Linked DNA regions of Homo sapiens: region 2 is linked to region 1. A link is a contact called in ENCODE Hi-C or POLR2A ChIA-PET data. All regions are on one chromosome and are shown on one strand. Each heading gives the region's core, a stretch centred on a gene start or an enhancer-like site at or near the end of the contact. The rest is flanking DNA. Distances are from core to core; before and after follow the strand shown. Region 1 has its middle 580 kb from the start of MIR5702. Region 2 has its middle 630 kb from the start of MIR5702.

Evidence for each region. A loop is a pair of places that touch in the nucleus more often than their neighbours do. ChIA-PET counts read pairs that join two places held with the same protein, here RNA polymerase II (POLR2A).
Region 2: a map of OCI-LY7 shows a loop between it and region 1 (5-fold over the local background). The contact joins two enhancer-like sites. A Hi-C loop is called at or near these places in 1 of 168 maps with a recorded cell type or tissue (OCI-LY7). POLR2A ChIA-PET finds 5 or more read pairs at or near these places in 2 of 52 experiments (HEK293 and OCI-LY7).

Annotation. Positions count from the first base shown.
Region 1 is chr2:226,075,426-226,081,672 of GRCh38, reverse strand. No RefSeq gene overlaps it. Among named protein-coding and RNA genes, the nearest start is that of MIR5702, 580 kb to the left of the region's middle. Within about 2 kb of position 1,917, at least 5 of the 41 ENCODE cell types and tissues checked have a DNase peak (open chromatin) inside an H3K27ac peak, as active enhancers do.
Region 2 is chr2:226,027,770-226,033,996 of GRCh38, reverse strand. No RefSeq gene overlaps it. Among named protein-coding and RNA genes, the nearest start is that of MIR5702, 630 kb to the left of the region's middle. Within about 2 kb of position 3,101, at least 27 of the 41 ENCODE cell types and tissues checked have a DNase peak (open chromatin) inside an H3K27ac peak, as active enhancers do.

The DNA.
Region 1 (6,247 bases), core at 668-3,167:
AGACATAGAAAAAGTGAGGTGGTGGAAAGTGAGAAAATAGGATCATGACTGCAGAGGCAAGAGTAATCAAAGGGGAGAAAAGAGTATATGCTTATTTTCTGCTTGCCATAAACACTTGGGCTTGGAGTCAAGGAACAGGGAAGACAGAGAAAGAAATACCTTCCCACTTTGAAACTTTTCTGAGTAAAGTATCATGGGGTTCATCCACATTCCCTGCCCAAACTTCTTGCCATATGGAGTAGTATCTTCTTGGGAGGTGGTAATATTAAAAAGCATAATTGAATTATATCTTATCTGATACTCAACTGTTCATGAAAACTATTTCTAGCCTAAAACTTCATTATATACTCAATCTTGTTATGTTTTTAGAAGTAACCTTATGGTATTTGTTAAAAAATTGCCTCTCACATGTTTTGGTAATAGACATAATGGCAGTCCACTTGGAAAGAACTTTTACCAGGTGCTTATTATTTTCTGCTTAACTTTTTCCTTGCTAGTTACATAGTAAATGTAACTGGAACTGTATTTTACTTTTTAGTGTGCTCATTTCAAAAGTACTACATTTGGCACAAAATAAGAGCTGTGTTAATGTTTGTTGAATGAACACACAAAAGAAATACATGAATTGAGAAGGGTAAGTAAAAAGTCACACATTTTCCCTGATAATCTATGCTTTAGTGTACAGAGCTGGCTTTAATTCCAATGGCCAACATTATTAATAGAATAAACAAACTGGTTCATGCTTTTCTTTGAAAACATTTCTCTTAACAACATGGATATTCAATCAATCATTTATTTCTTATTGGAGCAATCATGATTGAACATCTCCTTTGTGGCAGACTGTGTTCTATGTGTTGAAAACACAATAATGAATATGATGAACTAAGTTTCTGCTATCACATAGCCCACATTCTGGTGAGAAAACTGAGATAATAAATACCAAAAAGCACAAACAACTTGCAGATAATGGTATGCATTATGCAAAATTTAAAATGAATAATAGAGAAGAGCATCAGAGTTTAGAGATCCAGGCTACTACAGCTGAGGACAGCCTTTCTTCCTGGTAACTTTGAGCTGAAACTTGATAGTCAGTACAAGGTCCTGCAACCTTCATGTGAAAAATGTTGAAGTCAATGTAGTCATTTCCTTGGAATCAAAATGCACTTGATTACATTCCTACTCTTTCCTAAGGGATACATTTCCTGCCACAGCCTTCTTCCCCTTCAGTGTTGCACATATGAACACCCACACAGAAAGACCTATACATGCCTTCTTGGGAGTAATTACTGTGTTAGTCTTATTTAGTAATATAATGTTGATAACCTGATACTTCACATATTTTAATTATGTGTGTTTATGGCAGCATTTTTCTTAGGGAAATGTGTGGAAATTGCTATAAACTGTGTTACTCATAACTTTAGAGAACAATTAAAATCAGTTAGACGAGAAGGTGAAAATAGAGGAGGAAGATCTTTAAAATCAGCTTTCTATTTTCCTGCACTTGGCCCTTGAGAAGACAGTCTCTTAGTCTCATGGCCTCATATGGCATAATGCCATCTGTCTTTGATGGAGTTTCCAAATGATTTTGTGTATTAACACTTTGCAAAACAAATGACAGATAACAGTGCAAGACATTGCATGAAGGCACAGCTCCAATCATGATAACCCCCTTGAAGCATCAACTCCTGCTTATGCTATTTGTGGCTTCTTGCCTCCACCCCCACTCCAAACAGAGAACATACTGTGGTCAGCAAAATACAATAAGGAGGGAGCAAGAAGAATGAACCTAACTCCACTGGTTTGCTTCAAGACTTGAATGATGTAATTTACTGTCATGCTTCTCAATGTCAAGGCTCCCACAGATGACATGAAAGTGCACTAATGCACCTCTCCAGAATGCTGTGGTCATGAGATCACCCTATTCACTAAGACTCAAAGTCATCAACACACCCTCAGTTTCCTGGCCAATTCATTCATTGTATAATATGGATATAAATAATGTTTTATTTCAGATCCATTAGTCAGAACATTGGATTCAGGCCTTTGGAGCATATAATGAGTTTGTTTCTAACTATAGGAATTTGCTCCAACTATCTTCTTAAGAAAGGTCTATAAAACAGAAACTCAAAGCACAAAAAAAATTATTTTTTTAAAAAGAAAGGTCTAAAAGCTTATCCATAGTCTTGGTTATAACATATTAATCCCTTTTCCAAAGTGAGTTGTTCTCCCCAGTGGCCCCCAATGAAGCCATGATGTATTTAGGCTACAGTGAATCATTATATCTGGCTCATTTCCCTTGACTTTCTCTTCCAAGGTGGAACCATGCTGGAAAATGCATGAAAACCATTGTTTTTGCACTCAGTCAGGTTTTGCTCAGGCTTTTTTTTATCTCAAATAGATAAAGCTAATTCCCCCTTCATAGGATTGCTGTCAATGAACAATGCATATTCACATTTTAGAGAAGCCATTATCATTCCTAACAAGTTATCTAACATTTATTGAGCTTTTGAGAAATCCTAAGCTCTGTTCATACACCATTCTATTCAAGTCCCCTACAACCCTGTGAAATAGATTCTATGATTATCCCTATTTTCAGATGAAGGAATTTCCCACCTAGTTCATATGAAAGGGGGTCAGAATAAGAACATAGCCACTCTGATGCCAGAGCCTGGAGCAATTATCCTGTAAGGAAATTCAGATTAGTTTAGAGAAGACAGCAGGCCTGAGTGGGCCAAGTTGATGAAGGAAGAGGAGGAGGATGTGCCTCCAAAGTGTAGCAGTTAAGCCATCACATGGCAAGAATGTCACCAGTGTTCTTATTAATGAGAAAAATATGACTAATCATGAGTCCATTGCTTGACTGTGAGAATGGAATACAGGTATTAGGCCATGTTGAGGAAATAGGCTTAACTTTGGGAGAAAAGAATAAAACTGAAAATATAAACTGAGCATATGGGAAATGGGCAAAAAACAGAATCTGATCAGGGAAAGGAATAGGATTCAGCATCTGTCGGAGGAATACTAAGAACAGATTACACTATGATCAGGAGAACTGGACCTTGTCTTGGCTTAAGTATGCATTTTCTTGTAGGCTGCTGATTATAGAGTCCCTGGCTTTTAAGCCTGATGGTCAAAAGTTTAGGTTCTAGGAAGATAGCTTCCAGGTGTAATAGGGAACAAAACTAGACAGTGGCCTATAGTTAAGAGTCATAATTATTTGTAAATGGTGAAGAGCAAATAGGTTTATCTATTAATGTGCTAGGGCTGCTATAACAAAATATCAGACCAGATGGCTTACACAATGACAATATATTTTCTCACAATTCTGGAATCTGCAAGTCCAAAACAAAGTTATTGGCAGAGTTGGTTTATTCTGAGGCCTGTGCATGGCCACATTCTTCTTGTGTCTTCACATGGTCTTAACCTCTGAGCTTGTCTGTGTCTTAATCTCTTCTTCTAAGGACACCAGTCATCTTGGATTAGAACCCACCCTATTGACCTTATTTTAAGAAAATTATTGCTTTAAAGGCCCTCTCTGTAAAATACAGTCACATTCCCAGGTATTAGGACTCAACATATGAATCCTAGGAGACACAAACAACATTCATAACAACATCTGGTGCAAGTTTGTTGTTGAGTGGCTAAGAGAGGTATGTCTTGTATTGTTTCACAAACCCCAGAGACTCTTAAAGGATTAGGCTATATAAATAGCATTAACCATGTAATCATCTCTTCTATGTGTAAGAATTTCTAATCCCAAATTATTTAGTGTTATAACATCTTGTATCAAGATGGTCCCTAGTGCAATTTTAAATATCACCCAGGATGGAGGATGGCATATTTTTGAGATTATTCACTTTAAACATTTTTAGAACTATTGTAAAGCCACCTTTATAAATGCAATGAAAGCTATACCTGGGCATGCATGCTTTAGCAATTACAAGATTTCATTCTCTATCCTCCCGTGCTTAGATACTTCTGTTTGAGGACAGGGAAGTGGAACAGAAAGTAGAAAGGGCAAGAAAAAATATCAAAATGATAATTTATTTGTGTTGGTGGCCCTGAGGGTTTCTTCGGATAGGTAGATTCATGTAATAACATCTTCTTTCTACTCCTTCTGATAGGTAGATGCATGTAATAACATCGCTTGGAAGCTGCTCCTTAAAACTTGACTCTTTTTCAGTAATGAACAAGTAACATCCACCTTTCAGAAAAGATTTCTTAAGAAAAGAAAATAAACTCCCAGTGTTTGGGCTGGGAGGTGGGTGTGTCTCAAAACAAGTTCTGAAAAATATACTACACTTTGGTTTTTATCAATTCTAAGTATAACTTACCAGGCATTCTCTTCAGCTTATGTTTAAACCCATGTGTATCTCAATGGAAATCCAATCCATATGTTCCTGATTCATTTACACTTAGCTCATCAAAATATTGTTTTGCAAGAGCTATTTGAAGTCCAAAAAGGCTTTGAAAAGCTTTTTTTTCTTAGAAACAGGAAATCAGTTTTTGCCAACTGTAAACAAACACATTCCTCTACTCCCTGTGCCCATATTTTAATTGGAAATTTAGAAGACAGAAGGTTAGAGAGCTCTCTAAACCTGTCCAGAAACAAATTCATCCTCTATATGGCATGAACAGAGAAGTGTATTTACATTTGCTTTATATTCATTTTTAAGTGACCTTTTTCATGTAAATTTCCCTGTAATTGTATAAATACTTAAATTAAGATTTTCTATTTTACCTTAATTTTCATTAAATTCTTATCTCAGTATTCTCAAAATACATTATTTCTCCTAGGAAAATATTGTGCTTAAGCATTTGTCTGATAGAGTTTCAGATAAAATGATACCCACTTAAATTTTCTCCTAAATCTGTGAGTCAGTTTCAAAAACTAACCCTGCTTTGTGTGCTTGGCTTAGATAAATGGTCACATTCATGCCAGAGCTGGTCGTATCATTGTTCTTGGTCAAATTCTTTTGACATTCAGTCAAAGCATGATGAAGGTCTCCAAAATATTATAGAGTAAGATATTAATCTGGTAGATAAGGGGACCCAGGAAAATCACACTCAAATAAAGCACCCAGAACTATCAGCTTATTGTAAGAATTCCAAGTTAAACACATGATCTGTTATTATTCAGCATTTAGAAACACCTGAATCTCTGAGCTTCACTTATAATAATTTGGAAGGAGACCACTGTATGTCCATCCTGATGAGTATTTAATGTAAACCAAGAAGTAGATCCAGGGACTGGTCAAATAGGATAGTGACTCAAACCAGGTGTTGATAATGTAGATGAGCAGCCAGGAGCAAGAGTACCCAAGACCAAGTGCAGATTCTGACCCTGAAAAATATCCATAGTTAAAAGGATGAAGAACCTGAATCAGTAAAGGAAGTCAAAAGTAAGCAATCACATAAGGGCCGGAGTGGAATATCAAAAAGGTAGAAACAGAGGCTGAAATGAATCAACACAATTTAAGACTTTTGCCATGCACAGCCTAGAATGGCAAAAGAATACTATTCCCTTACAAGTGTAGGCCAGATGGCATGTGGATTACCGTGGTTTAAAGCACAGGAAGGCAATCCATGTAGATTGGATGCTACTAGTAGCTTCCTAAGTAAGCCAAATCTCTTCTTCCCTACCAGCCTCATAAGAACCTCCTATGCTGGATTAGGCAGGAGATACAGGGAAGGGAAATTGTATGATACTGGAATGCAACTCAACGTCCAAGCCACGGCTCAATTCAAAACCCAGTAACCAGCTATTTTAAGGATTATTTAGGAATTTAAATGGAAACATTCTAATGAAATGGAAACCCTATGCCATCCATAAGATTCAAATTCTACATTTTATTAACTTGACACTTGTATCATGTGATAAAAATAGCTGATGAATTAGGTTATACCTATCTCCTGCTGAGATTTCTATAAAGATTTCTACCTGTAGAAAAAAGATGTCCAAATTATGAATTGTTAGAGTGATGCAGAATTTTTCTTGGCCCCCTCACTGGACTCAGAGCAAGAGTGCCCCTCTCTGCTTGGCCTGCTGTGCTCCTTTATGGGAGGGAGCATGTGAGAGAGCAAATGCGGGACCCAGCTGGCTGCTCCAGGCACTGACACAGGAGCAAGCTCCATGCAGGGCCTGTGGTCAGACCAGGCATGTCGCCTTGAGGGGAACGTGGTGGTGTCCAGGTGAGGGTACCTGTGACTCCAAAGTCCCAGAGGGGGTGTTACAGTGCTCCTTTAG
Region 2 (6,227 bases), core at 1,852-4,351, 49 kb after region 1:
AATACCACAATGTGATATTATTTCTCACTCACCAGAATGGCTATAATCAAAAAGACAGACAATAACAAGTGTTACTGTTTGGAGCAATTATAACTTTCATATGCTTTTGGTAAGAATGTAAAATTGTACAGCCACTTTGGAAAACAATTTGGCAGTTTCTGAAAAATGTAAGCATACCATATGATATAGCAATTCCACACTTAGTTAGGTATCTACCAAAAATAAATGAGAACATGTCTGCACAATGACTTATATGTGAATGTTCATTGCAGCATTAATCACCACGCCCAGAAATGGAAACATTTCTGTTCGTCAACTGATGTTCGTCAACTGATGAATCGATAAATAAAGTATGGTATAGCTATACAATGGAAAACTATTTGGCAATTAAAAGGAACAACATGGACGGACCTCAAAAACATTACTTAGGGCTGGGGCAGGAATGGATAGTGATCATAAATAATCACAATCTTTCTTTATAGAGTGATGAAAACATCTTAAAATGAAACTGTAGTAGTGGTGGCATAACGTAAATAATATATGAACCATTGAATTGAACACTTAAAGTAAGTGAATGTTATGGGATATGACTTATATCTCATTAAAACTCTATGTAAGTAAGCTGTTTGTAAGAACAGACAAGAACATTTATATCTTAAATATATAATGAGTAACTCACAGTATATTTCTTCAATTACTATGGGCATTGCCTTGGCAATTGGACATAACTTAAGAATTGGTCTGAACCAAATATTGTTTTCTATGTAAAATTTACAAGTCCCAAGGTCCATCATAGCATTGAATTTACATATCCAAATAAAATTAAATTTTTGGAGGAGACATTGGACTGATACAAGATATGCTGATCTATGCTTTGGATTTGTCAGTAGGTAGAATATTGACCACGTAAATTCAGTCATCTGTAGTTTTTAATAAAGTTTACTTGAAATGTCAAATAGTTTTAATAAAGTGTTTTCAATATAATTCACCAGTTATTAAATTATCAGACTACTATGGAAAGGAATATATTTAAAAGTGTTACTCAACACACATACACACATATCCTAGCCATAAATGTAAAACAAGTTTTCTTTAGCTTGTCAGTGTGCTGTGGATCTGATAGAGAAAAAATCAGCATAGCAAATGAAGATCGTTTGAACTTCATTTGTGTACATGCAGTGCATTCACTGCCTGGCATTTTTCTTTCTTCTTGACAGAAGCTTTACAGAATAAGAAAAAACGTGGCTTCTTATTAGTCTCTGTTTTTCTCCACTGGAACATGTAATGATAATTCTAAAATTCCTGGTCGCGGTTATACGAATACACCTGCACACAGCTTCTGAGATGTGCTTGCTCTCGCCCTGCTCCATCACCTAGCTGCTCGTGATGCAATTCAGGCTATCCTTAGAAGAAAACCCACTAACAGAGACCACCCCTGGGTGGCAAAACCTGGTGACTCCTGTTAGGATTTGTGGTTCTTTCGGACAGAAAAATGCTCCTTAAACTGAAATCCTCTAGTGTTCAACAAATACAGCTGCACCATCATTTTAGTATTCAGGATGCAAAGTAAGTATCTCCCTAAGCACACAAGTCTATTTGAGGAGCACACATGTACTCATAGACACATTTCTACAGTCATGATCCTCTGCTGCTGCCAGTGTCTCAAGCATCATTCCTTTCCTCTCAGGAGACAAGGGGGACCAGAGAGAGGGAGAGCTGAGATTTCATCCTTTCTCAGTCTTGGTATGCAGGCACAGGCACTATAAGAATGTGGTAGGTTGGCTAAAGCTATTTGTTTGCTAGATTTCTCAGAGTTCAATGAGATCATTTTTGTCATTTTCCCTGTGCTCCCCTGTATTTTCCAAAGATCTGCCAGCTTCCAACAACACTCTCTTTCTTCCCATTGGAAATGGAAACGAGTCCTCTGCAGGAATTTTCCACTTAACAGTTCCCCCTTCCCTAGCTGGGGCCTCAGCGCACCAGCCTGTAATGCTGTATTTCTTTCCACTGCAGTTTGACATTTTTGAGCCAGCACAATGAGTTGTATTCAGTCATTCTAAGTCCCCCTCCTTCTACATTATCTTTTTTTCTTTAATAATGCATACTTTCGAGCAATTTCAGAAAGAGAGCAAAGGCTTTTAAGCAACATTACATTTAATTAGTTATGTCACTGTCATCGAATCACCAGAATCCTTTGAGTCATCCCCGCCACCTTTTCCCCCACCCACACACCTCACCCCATAATTTTCCGGTCTCCCAGCCCCCTTCTCTGTCCTTCTGGTAAGTACATTAAAGACAAACCTCATGGTCCATATACTTTGCTTAAAATTGTTTGCCTTTGCAAATCATTTCCTTTAAATAATATTTACAAACTATATATCATTGCCTGACACGATGATAAGAGGGCACATAGATTGCTTATAATCTCAGCTGTAAACAAGAAACGGGGACGTGAGCTTGGAAATGTGTTCCATGCCCTGTCTGGACGCAGCCGCATTTGCAAACGCGCGCAGCTGAGCCGGAGCTGGGTCGCATCCGCAGCCTCTCTCACAAACACTGCAGCCAGAGACCAAAACGCTCAAGTCCAGGGAGTCTGCAGGGCAATCCCAAGTCCCCGAAGGGGGAAGGGAAGCGGAGGCATTGGGGAAGGGGGGTGTGGGTCAGCAAAAGCTTGCATCCAGAGGAAAACAATGCTCGCCTTCCCGAAAGCAAACGGCAGAACCTGCGAACACAGATGCCTGCGGGATCCGGGCTCCCGTGCGGCCGGGGAGAGGGCGGCGGGTGCAGGGGCAGGGCGGAGCCTCCCCTGTCTGGCCGGGTGGTAGCTTCTCAGACAGCGAGGGCCCAGGGGGTCACGCCAGCACAGTGGAGGGTGTCTCAAAAGGAACTGGGATTCTGCAGAGAGGGGAGGAGGGAGGAAGAGGGGGATTTGTTCAAGCTGGGAGGGTGGGCCTCAGGAAAAAAGAAGAAAAAGAAGAAATAGATTAATGCTTTGCAGGACACCTGGGGTATTTCTTTCAGTGGGTATTACTTCCACTTTTAGGCAGGAACAAGAGCTGGGAGGAAAACAGCAGCAAGGGCTGACAGCTCCAAGGTGATCAAAGGGGACTGCGTGAACGGCTTGCTCTGCCAGCCGTTTATTAGAAAGAGAGGGGTGCTCCTGGGCCACGCTGGCGGGGGAGAGGGATTAAGATCAAATAGAAAGAGATCGGCCTGACTCCTTTATGCAGGAGAAAAATGCGCGCATATATATTTATATATTTATATGTTTACATGTATATTTATATTCAAAGAATGCTGTCCACTACAAGATCCACTCCTTCCCATAGCCCCCCACCCCACCCCCCACACACAGGCGCGCGCTCCTCACACATGTAAAGGAAGGAAATTCCACCCTTTCTTTCCAAATGTTGTTACTTCTGCTTTCTCAGTGCTTGAAATATCACATGATGAATTATCCACTGGGGGACATTTTTATACTGAGGCACCACCCCCCCCCCCCCTTTGGGGAACGCTAACTTTGTGTGAGTCTGATTTACCTCAGAAATAACGTTTAACGCACTCCTGGGATTTGGAAAGAACCTCTCTTTCTATAGATAACAGGGCAAAGTGTTAAAATGCAGGTCACTGGTGCGAGAGATATCCTGTTGTAAAAACGGTGACCTCCAGAAGTTTTGGGAAGGATGGCAGCGGAGCCCTCTACATGTAGAAAGAACACAGATGTTGCTCTCGCAACAAATGCATGAGAATGGTAGGTAGGCAGCTGCCCAGCATATATAATGCAGTTTCTTCCCTTGTGAGATATGATCTTTATACCTAGAGATGCAATAAAGTTATTAAGGGGCCTGAATGGAATGAGAAAGACCTTGTCATATGATAATGACTTTATTTTGTCTAAGCATCAGTTACTCTCTCCTCTCTCTCTCACAAGACTTTTTATCAGCTACAGCTTTACAAGAAAAAAAAAACAGCAGCAACAAGCAAACTAAATTTTACGCAAATTCACAGTTTGAAATCTCCACACCCTAAATCTTACATTTAATCATAAAGTGTTAAATTTTAATGTATTCTTTTAACACAGCACTAGCATTTTGTCAAAGATAGGCATAGCCAGGAAGTTCAGAAGCTTTTCTTACAGTTAGAACAGGTGTGCTTTGTTTTTCCCTTAAGAAGTCTTTAACTTTACTGTTTTCTCCAATATTAGGGAGGTTTTTTAATATCTATTGTTTATTTTTCCAATTATATAAGAAAATATTTTTATCGTAGAATATTTACATAATGTAGGGCTATACACATTAAACAATGAAAATCTTTTATGAAGTCCCACTTTCCCAAATGATTCCCTTCCCCAGAAGTAAATTCATACTTCCCCACAATAGTATTCATCCAACCCTTATAAAATCCATCCAGCCCTTGTAAATATTTTTATATGCATAGATGTATATATGCAATCATATAAATTTTAGAAACCTACAAATTCACTCATACTATATGTTTTATTCTGTGAAGTGATTTTGTTCACTTACTACACCAAAGAGATCTTTTTTAAAAAATCAAGACCTATAAATCTATCTCATTTTTGACGGGTGCATAACGTTTCAGGATTTATTATTACATTATTGATACATAATGAGGGTATTTCCAGCTTTTTGTTATTATAAATAATACTGAAACTGACATTCTTAGGTATACATCTTTGACCATACATGCTAGTAATTTTATAGGCTAGATTGTACTGAAATCCATAAGTGAAAGGATATATGCATTTTAAATTTATGGATACTACCAAAGTTCTCTCACAAAGAGCAAAAACGATTTATATTCCACCAAGTTGTCTGTGACTAGACTATTGTTTTGCACAGTCTCTCAATCACTATTTGTTATCAATTAAAAAATGTTTTGTCAATATTTTGTAAAAAAAAAAAAACTTGTTTTCTCACTTGCCTTTTTAAATTACTACTGAGGTTGAACAAGTCTTACCTACACTGGACATTTGTGTTGTTTGTTTGTTTGTTCTGAGTTGCCTGTTTACGTATTTGCCCCATTTTTTCTTTGGATCTTTCTTTTTCTTCATGATTCTAAGAAATTCTTTACCTATAATGAACACCTTTGTTTCTTTTGCTTAGTGTAAATGTTTCTCTTAGCCTGTTGTTTATCTTTTAACTTGGAATGTGGAAACTTCATCATAGGGACATTTGAATTTTTGTGTAGCCAAATCTGTCAGCAATTTCTTTTATAGACTCCAGGTTGTGTCCTGATTAAAATTTAATAGAGAACATGTACTTATATCTTATATTCCAGATGGCAGATTAGCTGTCTAAAACTGTTTCTATTTCTTTAAGACCATTCTACATTAAAATAAGTGTACACTGTATCAATTAATCAGTAGGGAACTACATTCATTTGTTCTCTTTACCAAAACACTGAGGACATCTTCCCCTGTAGTAAACTAAGACTTTGCCTGTAGATAAACCCCAAAAATGTCTGTGGATTGTGGAGGGAACGAAAAGCATCAAAATAATGGCTTATTAAATGAATTAACCACAGAAATAGAAGACCAAATACTGCATGAGGGAGCTAAACATTGGGTACATATGGACAAAAGGATAGGAACAATAGACACGAGACTACTAAATGAGGGAGATGGGGGCAGGGAGGTAAGGGCTGAAAAACTACTTATTGTATACTACGCTCACTACCTGGGTGACAGAATTATTTGTACCCCAAACTTCAGCATCACACAATATACCCATGTAAAAAACCTGCACATGAACCCCCTGAATCTAAAATAAAAGTTTAAATTATTTTTAAAAAAGAAAAACAGCTTATTAAATAAAAGTCATCAGAACTCCTGGTTCCATTGGTTTTTAGAAACATGAATATACTCAAGATTGATTTTTTCAAAGGAATCTATGACATAGCCACTCTCAAAAGTTATAAATGTTGGCATCATTCTTCTCTCTCCTAAAGTAGTGACACACATCCTCTCTATAAAACTAGACACAAGGTGTCATTTGATGGAATAGGTAAGTGTTAACAACATGGCTTGCTACCTACCAGGCCTATGGCAGAAATGACCACAGAAACTATTCCCTGGGGAAATTTTTTTAAAATGAAGATTCCTAGCACCATCCCAGACATTCTGAAGAATAGTCTCAGGAATGGAGTGATATGTTTTGGCTGTGTCCCCATTCAAATCTCATCTTGAATTGTAGTTCTGCAATCCT